Regions from separate parts of the Mus musculus genome. Here region 2 is linked to region 1. A link is a loop called in an ENCODE intact Hi-C map of the cell type or tissue named here. Cell type or tissue: heart. All regions are shown on one strand. Each heading gives the region's core, and the rest is flanking DNA. Links, peaks and the distances in the headings are about the cores only.

Region 1 (9,746 bases), core at 1,055-9,054:
TTAAGCGAAATAAGTCAGATACAAACATCTGCTCCTGTATGGTTTCACTCTTACGAATGGCTGGCGTTGGCAAATGAGGAAAGATTGAGGTTTCGTGACGGCCAAGTATGGGAAGTCATTGTAATTGGTTGTAGGAGTATCTCTGGAGGCTGCTAGAAGGTTTGGAAATGATAGTGTTAACACACATGACAAATGCTATCAGGTTGTGTACATATGTGAATAATATGGGAATTTTATGCCACATAACTCAATAGAAAATATTAATAAGTCAATATGTTACCTGAAGAGAATAAAGTGATAGGAAATAGTATCAGCCATGGAAAACCAGGGACCACTATTTATACATAAACTAACCTCTAAACAAGGTACTGATGGGAAGTGACCCTCTGTTCTTCATCCTGCAACCCAGGCTGGCTTCAAACTACTGTATAGCGGAGGATGACCTCGAACCCCTGACCCTGCTGCTTCTACCTTCAGGGTGCTGGGATTACGGATCTGTACCACCAAGCCTGTTTATGCTGTGCACTCTGCCAACTGAGCTACAGCCTTAATTGTCATCTCTGTGGATGATGGCTAGCTGCCAGCATCCTGCATCTCCCTGCACTGACACCAGGCCTTACCCAGCAGGTAGCAGCCCAGACTCTCAGTCACTTCCTAGCTGTGACTTGAAATAAGTTATTTATCCTCTCTGAGCCTCCCTTCCTTGTCTGAAAAATGGGGATAGTAATAGCATCCATGACCCTAAGTGTGAAAAGTCAACTTGGCACCTGCAGTACACGGCCTGGTTGTATAGTAACTGCTCCATCAAATATGGCGACAAACTGAGAAGCCTGTTTATAGCGAAGTCACGAAGTCACGGTGGAAGAGAGCTGTCAAACCGCTCCCTGTTGTGAGGACCCAAAACCCACAAGGCTGGATCCTGGAGTCTGAAGGGGTCAGGTGGGAGGGGCTGAGCTGCCGGCCTTGTACATCTGGGTATCCCTTAAGCCCTGGGTAGCTGCTCAGAGAAGCTGAAAAATCAGCAGAAACCAAATATAATTAGAGAGCAGAGTCCATGAAAGGGTGAAGGGAAAAAAAAGCCCACCTACGTGAGGTTTGACACGGCCTGGCTCAATTGGTCAGAGTGCGTAGATCCACGGAGGAGCACCAGGCCCCTGTAATTGCAGACTGATCGCTCTACTTGCCTTCAGCAGAGTAGATAATTAACTCTCCCGGCTCCGTCTCATTTCCCTATCACCACTGAGGAATGAGGAGTTTTTATGTGAATTTTTCCAGATAACTGAAGTTGATCCCTGTGGTCCCTAACATTTTTTCCCATTGAGTTACTCTGGGGGAGAAATTTCTCTGCGATGGGTGACAAGCTTCCTCGCTTCCCTGGTCAGAACTGTTTAACTTAGCTCAGCTTCCTCCTGCTGGCTCAGATACCAGCGGCTGTGTGTCTGTCCTCTGATGGCTGCAGGTAGCTGTACTTTCTTAGTCTCTGTGTTTTCTGTTTATTTCCATGCTTTCCTGTTTGGACACAAAGTTGTCGGGGTGTGGATGTGTGTACATGTGTGTACAGGTGCAGATGTATGAGTATGTGTGTGCGTGTGCGTGTGCGTGCGTGTGTAAATGCCACAGTATGAGTATGGATGTCAGAGGACAACTTTCCAGAATCTGTTCTCTCCTTACACCACTTAGGTCCTGGGGCTGAACTCAGGTCTTCAGTCTTGGTGGCAATCACCTTCATCTAATTAGCTATCCCACTAGCCCACCACCTTATTTTTGAGACAGTCTCGTACTGAGTCTGAAGCTAAGTTGGCTGGCCAGTGAGATTTTGAGATCTGTCTGTCTCTGCTGTACAAAACCGAGGTTGCATGCTTAATGTGGGGATTTGAACTCGGGCCCTTCTGCTTTCACAGCAAGTGCTCTTACCCACTGAGCCATCTCCTTAGCCCTGCCTTGTGGTTTTAGGAGCTTCATAGCACTGGGACACAAATATAGGCATGTTTATATTCACATCTGTTTGTAGTGTGAGGAGCCGGAGTTGTAGTCTCATGACTTCTACAATGTCCTAAGCCACCTTTATTCCTATACTGTCATGGAGTGCTGAGTTCTGTGATTCTGTGTCAGCCACACCCCACGATAAACCATTTATCTCCAGAGATGGCAAGTCACCTCTTGCATGTTGTATAAACTTTCCTGGCAAGACATTTAAAAAAGAAAATCTACTTACCTGAGATGAGGCATCAAATAACAGATTCCACAAATGAAACAAAGTAACAATTTCACCAAAGTGCAAATTGACAAAACTGTGAGTTTAATGGGCTTATTTCCAGAACAGGAATGAGAAGTCACTGAAAGGAATTAGGGGGCCACATAACTGAAAAAGTCTCACCCTCGCTTGCATGGATGACAACTTCCTCATAGCTACAGAGATGGAGTGTCTCCTTTAATTAACCCACCCCACCCCCTGTATACTCCAGAACCCCCCAAGACCCCAAGCATCTGGGACAGAAGTACACACAGCTAGGAGGGAGATGTAGGAAGGAGAAACTGGAGGCCACACTCTCATCTGTGGAGGAACATCAACAGGCCTGATCTTGATGGTTCCTGCAAGTGGTCACAGCAGATTGGTGAAGGTGGCAGTGTCTATTATGCTCAGAGAACAGTGCTCTACAACACGTCACCCCTAGGCACTTGGGAGATACCAAGGGGACAAGTGAGGGATGAGAGTGGCTAAGTAAAGCTCCAAGTCCCTGTGACAACATTCTGTCTCCTTATCCAGGACACGGTTTTGTTATATTCTGTTTGGGGCTGTTCCAGAGAGAATGGAGGTTACTGCCAGACATGGCAGGTCACACCCACAACACTTTGGAGGCTCAGTAAGTGTTTGAGGCCAACTTGAGCTGCATAGTGAAATCCTCTCAATAAAGAAAAGAAAAAATTAGGAAGGTATGGATTTGTACCTGAAATGCAAAATGTCACTAGGTACCCAGTGGGACATGAAGGGATGCTACTAGCTTCAGATTTTCAGTTTCATGTAGGGTCACTGTGGCCCCAGAAGATGTAGGAATTGCTTGTCTAGATCCTGAGGCTGCTCACAGTGGTGGGTGGAGAAGAAACAGCCAGCTCTGAGCTATCACTCATCTGCTTTACAGCCACCCTCCAAGCTTCCCATCTTGGAATCCCCCAGTGAGTCTCCCATGGACCTGAGCAAAGACCTGGAATCAGAATGCTTTTGGGCTGCCCTGCAACAATGTAACTTCCATGACCCTCTGACTTGCGGTCTATAACTTAGAGAATGAAGGGAACCTGTGAGGGTTAGATACTGTTCCTGCATCCAACTTCCAGGATGGGGCCTGGCACGTGGGGAGATTTAAACAGCCCTGTCATTGTTATAATGGAATCACAGCACATACACGTTGAATGCTAACTATGTGCGCTTGGCAATGAAGAGAGAGGGAGGAGGGGTACCACTCACTGGTTAAAGTGCTTGTCTAGATCCCCAGGACTTATGTAAATGTCTGTGGGTGTGGAGGCTGCCTGTACTTCCAGCTTTAGAAAGTAGAGACAGGGATCCCCAGAACAAGCTGGCAGGGGAGACTAGCCACATCCACAAGCTCTGGGTTTGGCTGCGAGACCCTGCCTCACTGAATGAGGGGAAGGGTGACTGAGGGCGATCCCTGACTTCACCTTGAGCCTCCTTGAGCACGTGTACATACACACATGCGTGTACATACACACATGCAAACATGCATATATACACATTCCAAACTGGGAAAGAGAACGAGTGAGCGCACACACAGTGGATAATTCTGTCAGTCTTCTCACCCGCTGGGAAGGTTTCCTGGAAAGAGAGTGAGCTGGGGGATGCTGCACTGCTACCCTTCAGCTTCTCTGTCCCGTGAGCCGCTCTCAGCATGAGAGGAGCCTGTCACTCTGAGTAGACTGGGAAACTGAAGGCGATGTCCACTCATAGTTTGGCAGCCCAGTCTATTTGTGTCAATATTCAAGGCACAGATGAAGAAGGCCACAGATGAATAAGCCAAGATGAGGGGGTGTGGATCAGAGACTCAGTAGTTCTGTCTACTGCAGGGTAAACAGATGCAGGCTTCTGGATAGTGACCCAACCCACTATCAGGAGAGATTTGTGTGACCCTGGCAAAGCTGGTGGAGCGCCAGCATGTTCACAGGCCACACCCATCTCTGCCTTCTTGTGCCTGCTTAGCACCTGAGTGCTTCTGTGTATCTGTTCACCCCAAGGACACCCTTCCCATACCACTCACCTGACCCTTTCCTCCCAGGGTCTAAATCCTAGAAAGCTTGGGTACAAAGATCAGCTGGCCATCTGTGCCCACAGGCAGCAGAGCCACCCTCCACTCCAGCTTGCCCAGGGCTGAGGTGCTCTTTGGAATTGAGGACTTTCGGTGCTGAAAGCAAGACAGATGGTCCTCTGGCAGGCAGACAAGTGAGCCATCTTTCACTGCCCTCTTGCAATGTGGAGCCCTCACCTGACTGCCTTAACTGGAAGCAATCTTTCTTGCCTAGAAACAGAAATCCTAGAACAGTATTTGTGCCTGTCATTAACCAAACTCCACTCCCACTCAAAGCTCCCAGTTGTTGGGGGACGTCTTATATTTGTTGTGCCCTGAGTGCACCAAAAGGGTCAAAGTGGGAGGTGATAACAGGCTGGGTAACTTTCCTGAAGTTCTGGGCTACTCTGTCCCTTTCCGTGGCTTAGAATGCAGGTCTCCAGAAAGCCATCAGTCTTGGAAACATTTAATTACAGGAATGGATCTCCTAGGTTGTCTGTCACCTCCCAGGGATACAATTTTTTTTTCCTGCTCTTTCTGAAGGAGCTTGGGCAGTGAGGAAATTGAACTGAGGAAGCAAGTAGGGGGCCTGAAAGTATTCCTGGAAGGGAGGAGGAGGAGGGAAGGGAGAGCCAGGGGTGTGCACAGTGAGTCAGAACCGTCCTTAAGTAAATGAGAATGTGAGAGGTTAAGACTGTGAGTGGGACAGAGAAAAGAGGGCTTCACAGGCCGACATGAGGCTGGGCCCAGCTGCCTGGAGAGGAACAGGGTCACAGAGCAAGGTGGCAGGCATGGCAAGAAAAGGTCCAGCTGAGAGGAGTAAGGATAGATAGACCAACCAAAGAGAGCTTCCCAGAGACAGAGGGAGGCAGAAAGCTGTGACCAGGTTTGCATTGGAGGAGGTGCCCGTGGCATCGATTGAAGTGAGCAGCAGCGCTGGAAGGCCTTTGAGGCTATGCCTTCTTTAGCTCCCGTGAACACTCGGTGGCTTGGTGGAGCCTGACAGAGGTCTCCAGATGCCAAGGACTCCATCCAGATACCCGCAACAGCTTGGTCTCCAGGGGCAGAGGAGATGGTAAGGCCAAGTGGACCCTCGTTCTAAGGAAAGCTCTGACCCAGAGTATCCTTTTTTGCAGGCTGTGACAGCGAGCACTGGGGTCCCCACTGCAGCAACCGGTGTCAGTGTCAGAACGGCGCCCTGTGCAACCCTATCACCGGCGCCTGCGTGTGCGCCCCGGGCTTCCGAGGCTGGCGCTGTGAGGAACTCTGCGCTCCTGGTACTCACGGCAAGGGCTGCCAGCTGCTCTGTCAGTGCCACCATGGCGCCAGCTGTGACCCGCGCACTGGCGAGTGCCTCTGCGCTCCTGGCTACACAGGCGTTTAGTGAGTAGCGAGGGCGTGGCTTGGGGTGGGGCCAGGGCGAGATCAGGACTCCAGGGGTGGGGAAAGAGGGGTGGGGCAGAGCCAGGAGACTCTGCTGGATGCCCAGCTGGGGACAGGGTGGGGGGGGGTGGGGGGGTGTAGGGAGGTGGGTAGCGTGGCCTGAATGACCCTGGTTTGGAACAGGTCAGGGCTGTGGCCTGGAGGCTCTCACCAGGGCTTTCAAGGCTTTTGGGCCACTTCTTAGCACCCTAGTAGGCAGGAAGAGCAGAAAGTCCCGGTTGTGACATCTGCCCTCTGACCCCAAGTGCCCCAGTGTCTTTAAGTACCCAGGCCTCACCCCTACAAGTCTCAGATTCAAGCCCTTAAATACCTGGTCCTACTGGAGACAACTCACATGGCCAGAGGGCCCTTCCTAGTTAAGGGACACAAGTGAGTTTGACCTCCTCTTCTAACTTTCATACTATGCCTGTTTGCCCCATCCTAATTGGGCCTGGTTAGAGCCCATCTGATGTATCATGTGCAGATTGGCCCCTCACTTCTGTGTCCTGGGGAAGCCATACTGATAGGGATTCCCCAGGGCAGCTTATTGGACACTCTCACAGACAAGACTGGTGCTGTCTTTCCAGCCCAGCTGAGGCTCTCTAGTGTTCTCTTAGATCCATAGCAGAAGCCAAGGATGCTGGCCATAAGACATCCTGGATTGACAGGCTCTCCTGCCCCAGTATCTGATCAGCTCCCATGAGGCCATGGTCATTGGAATGAGACCCAAGGCAATGATACAGACCTTCCCTACACTCCCACAGTGGCTGGTCCCCACACATGGCAGCTGGGAGCCTCTCAGAGCCCAGGAAAGACATTCCTTGGAGTTTCCAGCTTTTACCTTTGAAAACAGGCAGGTTTTCAGGGGCTGGAGAAATGGCTCAGTGGTTAAGAGCACTGGCTACTACTCTTCCAGAGCTTCTGAGTTTAATTCCCAGCAACCACATAGCAGCTCACAACCATCCTATAATAGGATCTGATGTCCTCTTCTGACATGCAGGCATACATGCAGAGAGAGCACTCATACACATAAAGTACATTTTTAAAAAAATCTTTAAAAGAGAGGAGAAGAAATAGGCTAGTTTTAAAAGGCAAAATCCAGGGCCACATCTTAGCACTGTTGCTTGTGATTTTTTTACCCATCTGGCGTGCCCTTTCACCCTCTCCGTGCAATCGTGCAATCCTGCAATCGGCTTCACCTTCAAAGCCTAAGTAAACCATCTTCTTAGGGAAGTCTCTCAGCCTCCTCCCCAGAACCTCTGAGTGCTGGCCCAAGTGCCCTACAGTTCAATATATTATATCTGTCTCCCCCTACTGGCAGGGATCAGAACATCCATGCTTACAGATGGTGGGGAGGGGTTTCAGGCTCTCAAGTCTGCAGGTGGGCTGGTTGCTGATGTCACCCACACCTGGGGGGAGGAGTCAGGTGCCTGGGACTGAGCACTAGGTTGCTTTTGGGAATTCTGCTGTCTGACCTCTTCCTCTCGCTGCAGCTGTGAGGAGCTGTGCCCCCCTGGGAGCCATGGAGCTCACTGTGAGCTGCGCTGCCCCTGCCAGAATGGAGGCACCTGCCACCACATCACTGGCGAATGTGCCTGCCCTCCAGGCTGGACGGTAGGTGGGCCCTCAAGATCTAGGTGGGCACCGTAAGATGTTTTGGCACCATGAAAGGCTAAATTCCCCCCACCCCTACCCCTGTTTATAGTCATAAGCTGTCATGTGACACTAGCAGTGAAGAGTCCCAGGTCTAGGGTCTGTGTGGCTGAAGGCAAGTTACTTAGCCTTTTTGAATCAGTGGCAATGTCTAGGGCTGCACTTGTAGCCCAGTTGGTAGAACACATGCCTAGGATGCACAAAGGTCTGGGTTGATCCCTAACACCTCAAGAAACCAAACTATAATTTCATCATATGGGAGGTGGAGGCAGGAGGATTAGAAACTTAAGGTTATCCTCGGCTATACAACAAATTCAAGGCCAGCCTGGGCTACATGAGACCTGTCTGGAAAATAATGTTTTTAATTAGAAAGGAAGGAAGGAAGGAAGGAAGGAAGGAAGGAGATTGATTGACTCTGGATTTGGGTCTGGGTACCCTAAGGAGCTTCAGGTGTGGCAGAGGGGACTGGGAAAGAGGAGCCGCAGCAGGGTCCGTTCATCTGGATTCGTGAAATGTTACCCTACCTCACATATTCATGCTGACTCTGTGACTGCTAGAATCTGTTATGTTCCCAAGTGCTTCAGGTACCTCTGCTGCCTCCTCTCCTATCACAGGTCTCTCCAGTCCAGGAATCCCCACTATGGGAAAGTAGGCAGACATATAGCCTCACCATGGAGGCCTGCCTTCAGGTGATATGTCTGATGTTGCTCCCCCACAAACCTCCCTGACTCTGGTCTCAGCTTCCCCACATACAGGAATGACTTGCCTTCAGTGCGCCTTGCTTGGGCTGGCTATCATGGTAGGTGAAGCCCTCAGGTGAAACTGTGTATCCAAGGGGCTTGGCAAACACCAAAGCCTTTTATACCTACTTGATATATACCCCCTGAATGTCACAGCCTAACCACAGCCTGCTATCAGCTGCCACCATCCCCTGTTAGCACCTCCCTACAGACCCAAGCCCCTGAAAGACTGCCAGCCTCGGGGGCTGCCCTTCCCCACTGTAGCCCCTGTAACATGCCCCACTTTGGGAGAGGCTCAGCCAGTTGCTTCCCCAGGGCCTGAGGACAGGGCTGCTGAGCAAAGCAAGATATTTCAGGAGGCTTTCGACACCAAGCTCCCAAGGGCAGCTAGGAAGGACATCTGCAGACCCACGATGCTTCTAGACAGGGAGAGACCTTAGGAATCCAGTGTGACCAAATATGGCTACATCCTGGAGTCAATGAGGAGTCAAGAGGTCATACTTGAACCTCTGGAGTGCCATCTTTAATAAGCTCCCCAGGTGACTCTGAGGAAGGCAGTGTGCCGACACAACCTCACTTGGACGCCATTGATCAAGAGCAAGGGGTTGCCTCCTGTTGCCATAGAACACTTTAGCTCCTTGGGGTGAGTGGGGAAGGAAGAAGCCTTGACATTGGTGACATTGGTACTCAGGCTCCTACAACTCTCGGTATTGGCATTCTAGGTCATAGGTCATGGAAGCAAAACCAGCCACAGCTTGAGGAGTCTAACACCATGGTCTGGCCATAAATGCCATTCTTGAATCAGGGTGTTTAGAGCAGGATAGTGTGACCTGCCATGGGCCACAGTGTTGGTTAGGAGTGAGGTGGAGTTAGAACCTGAATCTCAACTCCAGAACCATCTGACTCATGTTCTCACTCTCTGTCTCTGTCTCTTTCCTCCCTCTCTCCCTTCCTCTCTCTCTCCTCCAACCTTCCTCTCTATCCCTCCTTCGGGCTCTCTCTCTTTATCTCTCTCTCTCTCTCTTTCTCTCTCTCTCTCTCTCTCTCTCTCTCTGTGTGTGTGTGTGTGTGTGTGTCTTTCTGTGTTTCTTTCTTTTTCTTCTCTATCATTTCCTTTCTCTTTCTCCTCCCTCTGTCCCTCTTCTCTCTCTCCACTCTTCTGAAAGGACCAAAGGATGAGATCACTTCTCATCTGTCTACTTCTCCCACTCTGACCTGCTTTTTGGAAAGGCTTCTATCACCAGTCAGGTTCCAGGTATCCAGTGCCCACCAACAGGGTTCAGGGAGCCCCATGAATCATGGAGGGAGCCCTGAACCTGAGCGGCATCTTCTGAGATGCTCCTACGGGCCGCTGGACTTCAGGGATGGAGGAAGGAGAAAGCTAACCCATAGCGGTGGTTCTCTTCCTAACACACTTTTTCAGGTGACAAGAAATCTGTCTATAGGAAGCTTTGGTGCTGAGGACTTTGTTTTAAATTTTATGATAGACAATCGCATTTCTATTTTCGACATAGCATTGAACTTGCAGATTTGCATGAATTATTAATACCCCAATGCATGCCTAGTCACAATGTAACTTCAGCTTCAGATCAGGCCTGAGGCTCCTCCTAGGGAGAGCAGGGGCCAAGGAAAGGCT
Region 2 (9,746 bases), core at 1,140-9,139, 250 kb before region 1:
TTACCCACTGAGCCATTTCACTGGCTCAACATATTGTAAATATCTTCTTATTCTTGTGATGAGGCCAGGTTTGGTGATGGCTCTGAGGAGGGGAAGACATGGAACTAGAGTCAGGGGAGGTACCAGACATCCTTCTCCAGTGCTCCACACTGTCACAGTCCCTTCCCTCTGAAGAGTTCAACACTCCTCCCCACCCCCGCAAAGTTCTGGCCTTTTCCTTATCCAGCCAGTCCCACGTGTCCCTGAGAGTCCCCAGTGGGCTCCCTCCTGGGGTTTTGGGAGGGTCTTTGTAGGAAAGGTGATCCTAGCAAGGAGACCTAGGGGAGGGAAGGCATGAGGGGCCATCTCAGCTAGGAAGGGGGACAGTACCCCTTTTCTTAGCCCTGGGCACCCCTGTCTCTGGGATTTATTTCCAGGAAGGAGGAGTCATTCCAACTTGGACAGAACAGTTCTGGCTTCTGCCCTCTCACCCTGTTCAGGCAGAAAGGCACATCCTTGTGCCCACAGAGGACAGATAACAGCACAAAGACTTGAGTTGGGGTGTCAGATTCTGGGTCCCTCAATCAGCTCATGGTACCTTTTCCCTCCTTCCTAAGGTATAATATGTGTGTGTGCACATATATATGCATATGTGTGTCTATGTATATATATATATGTACATATATATACATACATACATATATATATATATATATATATATATATATATATATATATATATATAATGATAGAACATACTTCTATGTATCGCTCAGTTGGTAGAGTGCATGCCTCACATGCATGAAGTCCTGGGTTTGATTCCCAGCACTGTGTAAAACCTGGCATAGTGCCATACACCTGGAATCCTAGCACTTGGGAGGTGGAGGCGAAAGATCAGAAGTTCAAGGTCATCCTTAGTTAAGTTCAAGGGCAGCCTGGCACGGCTCATCACCAGCACATTCAGCTGAGTGTAAGCTTTTGGGTGGCGACTGGACTTTGTTTGAGATTCTACCCTTTGGTGAGTAGCATAGTCTTAGATGTTACAGCTTCCCAAATAAACTTGGAGAAGTTGGGCCAGGCCAAGCACTATTGTGCCTCCTGCAAGCAGGCTCTCCTGGCAAGTGAATGATGGATTGTAGGTTCCGGCCGACCCCAAGCTGACTCCTAGAGATGTTTGCTAAAAGTGCTTCTGGCTCTGTTGTGACATGTGTTCTTGGAGGCCTGCCATCTGGGCAGGGAAAGCCCAGCTTTATAGATCCGTGCAGCTTTTTAGAGTATGGCAGAAAACCAGGCACCCACCCCCCTGTCCCTCAGCAGTCCTTAGACACATGATCCCTGCCTGGCAGTATGTGAGTGCAGCCAAGGAACGAGCCGGGCAGGACAGCCTGCTTTGTGCTGCTCTAGAGCACAATGGGTATCCAGAAAGACCCACCCAGCTCCACGAATCCACCAGCCCACTTAGACATTTCTACCACACAGAAAGTCAGAGTGAGAGGCACGGTAAATAAAGGTGGAGCTCAGAATCCAAGAGCCACTGTGCAGAGGAAGCTGTGTAAGCCTAGACTAATTTTAATTAAGCTAATATTAACCGCAGACAGTGGCCAAGTGCCACCAGTCACTGTTCCAGGAAATGGGCTTTGGTTTAATCCTCAGAAGGCTTGTGGTAATGTTAGCATTCCCATTTTACAAACAGGGAAACTGAAGCTAGAGGGACTCAGTGATCTTTCTAATGTCACAGTGAGTGGAGCTGGCTTCCCAGTGTGAGACTCACACCCCCTAGGGCTATGAAGTTGGGAACTTTTTCCAATGTCAGATTTGGTCTCCTCACTGCCAGATGGGGAACTTCATATATCACTAGATGGTTGGTCCTGCAAAGGAGGGGCTAGAGCACTAGAGAAGGCAGGAAGCTCCTGGGGTGCAGAATTTAAGGAGGGACTCACTCTGGCGGGTGAGTGACCCGGGTGTTTGCTAAGTGCTTCACCCGGTTTCAAGCTCTACTTTTATGTTGTGAACAAGAGGCTCTGCCATCTGTTGTCCGTTTAGTTTGACATTCCAAGGTAAGGAACTGCTGGGGAGGTTGGTTTGGAGTTTTGGGACCTGAAACCCCAATGCAGAAAGATCTCATCTGCTCACACCATTCCTGCAGAAGCCTAGCACTTACTGGATGAACCTGGTCTGGTGCTTGCAGAGCAGGGCTGCCTGTTGTGGGCCAATGGGAAGAGGGCTTCTTCTTATTTCTCCAAACCCCACTGGGCTGAAATGGACAGATGACAGGGAGTACACTCCTGGGGAAAGAGCTGGATCCTCAGGCTGCACGGGAGCCTGGGTCGAGTGGCTTGTCCCAAAGCCACAGACAATCTGCCTGTTCTAGTGGCAAAATTCTCCCTCCGGGTGCAGGACACCTTTCCCAAGTGTGGGACCCCACCTCACTTCAAGGGAAGGAAACACCCCACCACCCCCACCTCTGGCAAACAGGGAAGCAGGAGTGAGCCCCTCATATCTTGGAAAGGAGTAGGGGTGACCAGCAGGTGTTCCCACCACCTGGCTAGGACCCACTTACAAGCACACGAGGTGTAGTCTAAAGTGTCACCTGACTGAAGACTTCCAGGTGGCTCTGGGTGCAGTGCCAGGCCTCTGACACCCTATCATTAACATGCACCCTCCTCTGCCCCCCCCCACCCCCCATCTCATCCCCTGTTCGAAGACCTTGAAGTCTACAAGAAGCCCCGCTGGTTTAAGTCCAGCCTTTGGAGTTGACCACAGCAGTCCAGCCTTTGGAGTTGACCACAGCATGGCAAGTTCTTACTCTGGGGCCTGGCTGTCTGCACTTTACCTGGTGCAGCTCAGCTTGTTCTGCACACTGAGTTCTTTGCTTTTCTAGCTTTCCCTGGGTATCTATCTGTACTCAGCTTGTTAAAAGCTCAGTTTGGGGCATATTCCTGGTCCCCTTCCATCCTGGGCTAGCTTCGCCAGCCAGAGCTTCTACAAAGAACAGGTGCAGAGGCCACGCTAATCGGTCGGTCAGAAGGAAAAAAAAAAGGGGGGGGGGAGGGAGAAGGGAGTCGCGAGGGGTTAAAAGGAAGAGATACAGAAAAGAGAGAGCGGGGGAAAAACGGTAAAAGAACGATAACGGGTGGATGCAGAGTAGGGAAGTGAGAAGAGAACAGAGGGAATTAAAGAAGGCAACCGGCAGAGAGAAAGCTAGGAAAAAGAGCGAGGGAATGCGCGCGATCGCAGGGTCTGAAAAGAGGTGGGAGGGAGAGGGAGAGCGGAGGGAGGAGGGAAGAGGGAGGGGCCGAGGGACGCAGGGGGGTGGGGGCTGCCGTGGCAGCAGTCGCAGCGGCTCCAGCCTCCTGCTTGCTCACTCGTTCTCAGTGCCCGGAGCCGGCTGCCCGGCTCGGGGCGGTTCGCAGCTCCCTCTCCTGCCTGGGGACCTGAAGCCGCTCCGGCTCCGGGGTATAGGACCGCGCGACTGGCTGGCCCAAGCCCGGGGCGCGCCACGGAAGCAGGTAGATGGTTGGGTGGGGTCCGCGGGGACCCGGAGCCTCGGAGCACTGTGGGTGCATTGGGTCGGGGTGTGGGTTCCAGTTCAGGGGAGGGGGCTTTGCAGCGTCGCGACTAACTTTCCACCAGCTCCGTGGGTCCTCCGTGGCCAGGTCCCGGCTCTAGAAGGCGAGTTTGGCGAGGGGCAGAAGGTGGATGGCTGGGCTTGCGGGAGCGCCCGGGGGTCTATGCGAGACGTAGAGAGCCTCGGCTGGGCCAGGCGCGCGTCCTCTGGCCGCAGTCAGGACGCAGCGGCCGCCGCGTCTCCACGTGCGGGGGAAGACCCGAGAGTCGCGGTGCGGGTGTCCGGAAGAAGGAACCTGCCAGCTCTGCGCGAATCTGGGGTCTCCCGGCCGAGAGCCATTCTAGATGTGCGGGACCTTCGCCCCGCACCGCGTCCTTCCGACCCGGGTCCCGACGCAGAGCTGCGGGGCCGCGCGCAGGTCCCCGCGGAGCCCAAGCCCAGCCGGTGCCACGCGCAACGTGGACTCACTCTCTTTTTTTCCTCCTGATCCTGTCTACCCACTTTCACTGAGGGAATCCCGGACGCCCTGCAGTCCTGCGGGTCGCCCCTGGCTACATACCTCCGACCCTCGGCGGAGACCCCAACACCCAAAGTTAAAAGAGAAGCGAGTCCCTCTTCCTGCGCTCGTGGGCGGCTGTCCCGAACTTCCTAACTTCTCTCCCAAACGCGGGCGGTAGTGTTGTAGCTGGGCACACAGTGGTCCTGGTGGCAGCCCTGCGCAGGCACCTTCCCCTAAGACTTGATTTAGTCTTTTAATTTTTAGGAGGAAAAAAAAAAGACTTGAAAAATAGGTAAAACCGTTCCTTCCCGGGACCAAGGTTGCGAGTGGGACGGAGTCACGATCGGTCTGTAGTCTGGGAGCTCTGGGTCTCCGCCTGGCGGGCCCCAGAGCCCTCGAACCCCAGATGCTTTTTCCTGGAACTGCCTCCCACGCTCCATCCCACTGTCGTCGCGTCTCAGAATCCGTCCCCGTGAGTGCCTGCTGCGAGGCCAGCCGGCCTCTTTCCGGGCTGGTGATGCTCTCGAGAAAAACCGGTCCAAGTGACTGGGATCAGATTCTCCCACGCCTGGTCCCTCCGGGAGCCTATACAGCAGGGCCTCCCGCAGGTTGGAGGATGCTTACCAGGAGGTTAGGGCTCCCCGCCTTCCCAGCTCTCTGTGGCAAGGATACTTGTGCCCAGCGCATCTGCGCCCATCACTGTCCTGGGGGAAACTGGGGTTAATGTCCTGACCAGGTGGTGGCGCGCGGCAGGCTGCCGGGACCGTCCCGAGCCTGCCCCGATAGTGTTTTGGCTCCGGGAGTCCAGTGGCTGGATTCGCCGACCCTCATCTCTTTCCAGCGTTCGGTCTTTGTTGGACTGCAAGCCGAAAAGATCTTTTGTGAGGCTTAGCGGAGGTTTAGAAGTAGCAAAAAAGCTGGAGTTCTTTGCAGAGAGGATCATCTACGGGCCATCGCCCCCTCCCTGAAGGTTGGGTTCAGTGTCCCAGAGCATTGACATTAACGCCCAGCCTAGGATGTGAAGCTTAACCTGTTTCTTTGGCGGCTTTTCCTGCGGTGTGCACCAAGCACCGGGCTCTTGCTGTTGCTCACACATTGTTTAAGCCCCTAGAAAATTGAAGCCTGTAACTGCAGTCCTTCCCTTTCCTCCCATTCTGCAGATCAGCCTACTGAAGCCCAAAGAAGTGAAGGGACTCCCTTAGAGCTGACTAAGGGAAGTCTTCCTGCCTAAGGGCTGGGCACCTTTCCTGATTTCCCCCGTTGATTTCCACTTTCTTAGTGTTAGGCCATTGAATGATGAAAAGGCTGGAGGGCCAGGAGGTTGGAAGGTTAGAGGCAGGACACCGTGGGTAACCAGCATCTCCCAAGAGGAGCCATGTCTACTGTATGCCAAGTTTGTGCTTTGCCTGTCTGCTTTAAGATGCCACGGACCTGCCTCTCCGGTGGCCTGTGGGGCACACGTGGAGGGCACAACAGGGGTTGCTGTGTAGCAGAGTCCGGCAGGCACTCTCAGCTGAAACCATTCCCACAGGATCTAGAGTGAGCCTCACGCACTACTACGGGAAGAGAAAGATTTCCCAAGCCAAGGTTTCACTGCTAACCTCAGGCAGTGAAACGGTGTGGGTCAAGGAGAACTCAAGTTCAGCACTTGGCCTACAGGTCCACAACCTCTGTGGAAGGGGAAGGTTAGCAGTTGTCTCTGAAGGCAGAAGTCAGTGACCCTAGGGCCAGGGAGATGGCTGTGGAAGCTGCGGAAGCTGTTACCCCCCTCTCTCCTGCTTGTTTCCCCCCCCCCCCCCGCAAGCTTCCTAGGTTTCACGGAGGCTTCACGCATTCCTTTGCTTCTGCCAAGCCTCACTTATAGAAAGCAGGTGCTGGCAAATGAGATGGTCCAGCCCAGTAAGGGTGCTTGCGGCCAAGCCTGACAACATGAGTTCAATCCTGGAGACTCACGTGGTGGGAGGAGAGAGCTGATTCCCACAAAATTTGTCCTCCTGCCTTCACATGCTTGCTGTGGCATGCACCCTCTCTCCCTAAACACATACATAAACAGACAAGTGTAGTAGATTCTAGGTGCTTGGGTATTCTAGGCTTTGTATGAACTGGGCCTTTCCCCTCCTAGGGACATCTGGTCAACCCTTAGCTCTGCAGCAACTCCTTGGGCCCAGGGACTCAGCCAAGCATGGTCCCCAGCTTACTATGCCGACACCCCAGGTCCTACCCTCCTATGCTTACAGTCTAGTTTCAAGGACAAGGCACATAAACACATAAAGACCTCTGAAGAACGGTTGGCAATGTAACAAATGACCCCAGCCTCACCTCAAGGAGTGACAAGATCTGAAACAGTTGGCCCTGAAGTTTGGAGTGTCAGCTGGTTTTCAGGGGTGATCCAGGACAGCTGTATTGCTGACGTTATTTGTATGTGGCACTGGAGAGCAGCCTGAAGAGTTTCTGCTGGTCAGAGCATGGCAGGAGGGAGCAGAAGCATGTCGGCAACTGTGATCTTGCTAGGTCTCCATAGAGACTGCTGCCAGGTGACTATGTACCTCTGAAACTCCAGCACCAACAGCTGCCTGGTAAGCTCTAGAGCCCCACTGTACAGACTGATAAGTGGAACCTCGGGTCTGTAGACTGGGACAACTGTGCAGTCTAGGGGACCCAGAATTCAGGTGTCCCTGACGAGTCCCATTCAAGTTAAAGTGCTGATCTCCTGAACTGGGGGATGACTCAGTAAAGTGCTTACTGTGCAAGCAAGAGCACCTGAGTTTGAGTCCCACCCAGAACCCTCATGAAAGGCTGAGTATGGTGATATGCCCTTTGTAATCCCAGTGCTGGAACTCACCAGATAGACAGACTGACAGACAGACAGTTTAGCCTAATGGATGAGTCCCAGGTTCTAATGAGAGACCCAGCCTCAAAAACAAAGTGGACACCTCTTGAGGATGACACCTGAGGTTGGCCCCAGCCCTCTGCCTGCATTCATGCACCCACATGTGCAAATGCACACATACAAACACATAAAATAAATACGCATAACAACTGGAGCCCTTCTGTCTGTCTGGAAGGCTGAAGGCGTCATGTTTCTGCAGGGGGTGGGGGGGGGGAGGGCTTAGAGCAGCCCAGCTCCATGGACTCACCCTCAGTGGCGTGATTCAGTGGGCCTGGGGTGGCCTTGCTAATTGCCCTTTCTTTCCAGCTTTCCACCATGCTGATGCTCTCACTGTGAGAACCACACTTTAGGTGTGGACAACAGAGGAAAGGGACTGATTTTCTTGGAGACTCTACTGGAGTGGCTGGGGGTGGGGGGAGCTGGGACAAGGCTGTGATTTAGCACCAGGGACTCCCAGGACACTCTTATATGCGGTCCCATCCCCCCACTCCCCAGGTGGCCGTTGAATTAAAAGAATATTTTATCTTCATCAGCACACACACAGAGAATATATTGTCATGTAATTAGGGAATAAATAGGTGTCATGTGTTGGCTGCAGACTCTGTGCCCTGTGGCTCTGTGGGGGTTTATTAGAGTGGTGTTATAATTGAGAAGGTGCCATCCACTCCCGGAGCCCCTTATGAAACTTGCATGGCCAGGGTGACCATTGTTCAGAAAGGTGTGTCTTCTTCATCTAAAAGGAAGGCAGTGGATTGGGGAGGCAAAGGCAGAATGCTTGCCAAAGCTTGTTGGAATCTCAGCGCTGAACAACCCGGGTGTGGTGGCACAGGCCTCCAATTTCAGCAAAACAAGGGTGGAGGCAGGAGGATCAGGAGTTCAAGGTCATCTTTCACTAAGCTGCAAGTTCAAGGAGAACCTGAGCTATGTATGTGAAAACCTGTCTCAACGTCAAGGAAGCAAGGGAAGGTGGAAAGAATACAAGAAAGACGGAAGGAAAAGAAGGAAGGGAGGAAGGAAAGACAGGCGAGAGTCCGAAAGATGCTTCTCCTGATACTGAACTAACTGGGCTTTATTTGACAGTTGCCTTGCAAGGTGTTCTTAGGGAACAAAGGAAAAAAAAAAAAAAGAAAGAAAGAAAAAAGAAAGAAAAAAGAAAGAAAGAAAGCAAGAAACTGCCTGTTGGAACAGAACAAGGCTTTGAGGAGTCTGCAGCACATGCTGTTTGTTGACACCTTCTGTCTGTCTGTCTGTCTGTCTGTCTGTCTGTGAGTTGGAGCAGTATCTCAGCAGGAGGGGGAGCCTCTTCCACTCACTGATGGGGCCCATCTACCATGTGTGTTAATTAGGCCCCAAAGAAAAGAATCATAACAGAATTGTTCTCCCTAAATGCTGGTATTTTTCATCTGGATTCTATTTATTGATTATTTTACAGTCGAGAAGGAACAGCAATCCATGTTTATTTCTTTCTTTATTTTTTTTATAACAAATAAAGCTAGCTGCAGTAATTATGCAGCCACAACATGTCGTTCTGGAGCACGAGGCTGGAATTTATTCAGCCCGAGTCAAACATTTGGGTGAGATCTAATTGAGAAAGACGTTTCCAAGAACAAATATTTAGGAATTCGAATTTGTGCTGATGGCCTTTTGGGGCCAGTGTGAGTACCTTGCATGTATCTTGATCCTTGAAGGTGGAGGAAGAGGAAGAAGGACCGACCAGTGGTCAGTTATGGTAAGACCACTGTCAGAATGTGAGGCAGAAACTTGGGATTAGCCAGGCTCAGAAAAGGGAAAAATGATCCTGTTAGAGATGGCGAGGGAGGGGAGACTCAAGATCAAATATAGATCGAATCTTTATTGAACGCCCAACCTTGGGGTAGGCTCAGTGAGGGTGGGGAGTAGGACTAATATATCTCATTTATCATCCGTAACAGCTCAGGTAGCTATAGAGACAAGAGCCCTTGACTGGAGAGGGTGTCAGAACAGCAAGCAACAGAAGACCTGAACTCTCCTAGCAGGAACAATAAGGGACTTGGTATCTCCTATAACAAGAGGTCTAGGCTATTTCCTGCTCCAAGGTTGTTTCTTTCAGTGGCTTGGCTACATCATCGAAGATTCAGATACTTTTCATCCTTTGTTCTCAAGGTCACAAAATGGCTGCAGTGGTTCCAAGTCCTCAAAATCATGTACAGTGGCAGAAAAGACACAGAAGGGAGCCTTTCCCCAGGCTCTGATTAAACTTTGCCTCTTGTCTTCTTGGCTGAACTTGTGAGTTCAGTGCCATGCCTGCCCTAAGCAGAGGCAAGGGGAAGAGATGTTTACAGTTGGTCTAGAACAATCTTGATGGGCTATGGAGTCTCAGAAAGGAACAAAATTGGACAGGATCAAAAGCATCAAGCTACAGAGAGTTTAAGACCCGGGTTTGGGGGCTGGAGAGATGGCTCAGTGGTTAAGAGCACTGACTGCTCTTCCAAAGGTCATGAGTTCAAATCCCAGCAACCGCACGATGGTTTACAACCATCCGTAATGAGATCTGATGCCCTCTTCTGGGGTATCTGAAGACAGCTACAGTGTACTTACATATAATGAATAAATCTTTATAAAAAAAAAGACCCAGGTTTGAGTCCTCTCTACTCTGCTCTTCCAAAGGTCGTGAGTTCAAATCCCAGCAACCTCATGACTCTGGGCAAAGTATTTTAACCTTTTGTGCCTCGGTTACTCATCTATATAATGGGATTAATTAGGAAGATAAATCTGAGTTAGCCCAATGACTACATTTGACCAATACAAGGCAAATGGAGGGTTTGAAGATT

Evidence for each region. Hi-C counts contacts between places; a loop is a spot of excess contacts. Peaks named below come from ENCODE experiments on the same cell type or tissue, not always from the same donor. Only the 100,000 strongest peaks of a DNase experiment are listed, where the experiment ranks them.
Region 2: it touches region 1 in a loop (5-fold over the local background); 24 of 42 quality-filtered maps call a loop at or near these places.

The regions. Positions count from the first base shown.
Region 1 is chr9:64,632,804-64,642,549 of GRCm38, forward strand. It overlaps Megf11 (multiple EGF-like-domains 11), which reads left to right. Exons shown (of 25, transcript NM_001134399.1): 6 at 5,432-5,678; 7 at 7,211-7,331. Among named protein-coding and RNA genes, the nearest start is that of Gm36311, 48 kb to the right of the region's middle. In heart, for the core only: a CTCF peak has its summit at 7,045 (motif pointing left); a DNase peak (open chromatin) is centred at 5,578; H3K4me3 peaks cover 669 bases; H3K27me3 peaks cover 4,849 bases.
Region 2 is chr9:64,382,341-64,392,086 of GRCm38, forward strand. Megf11 (multiple EGF-like-domains 11) reads left to right here and starts at 3,286. Exons shown (of 25, transcript NM_001134399.1): 1 at 3,286-3,488. In heart, for the core only: a CTCF peak has its summit at 4,786; no DNase peak of the experiment used is centred there; H3K4me3 peaks cover 2,435 bases; H3K27ac peaks cover 964 bases; H3K27me3 peaks cover 7,375 bases.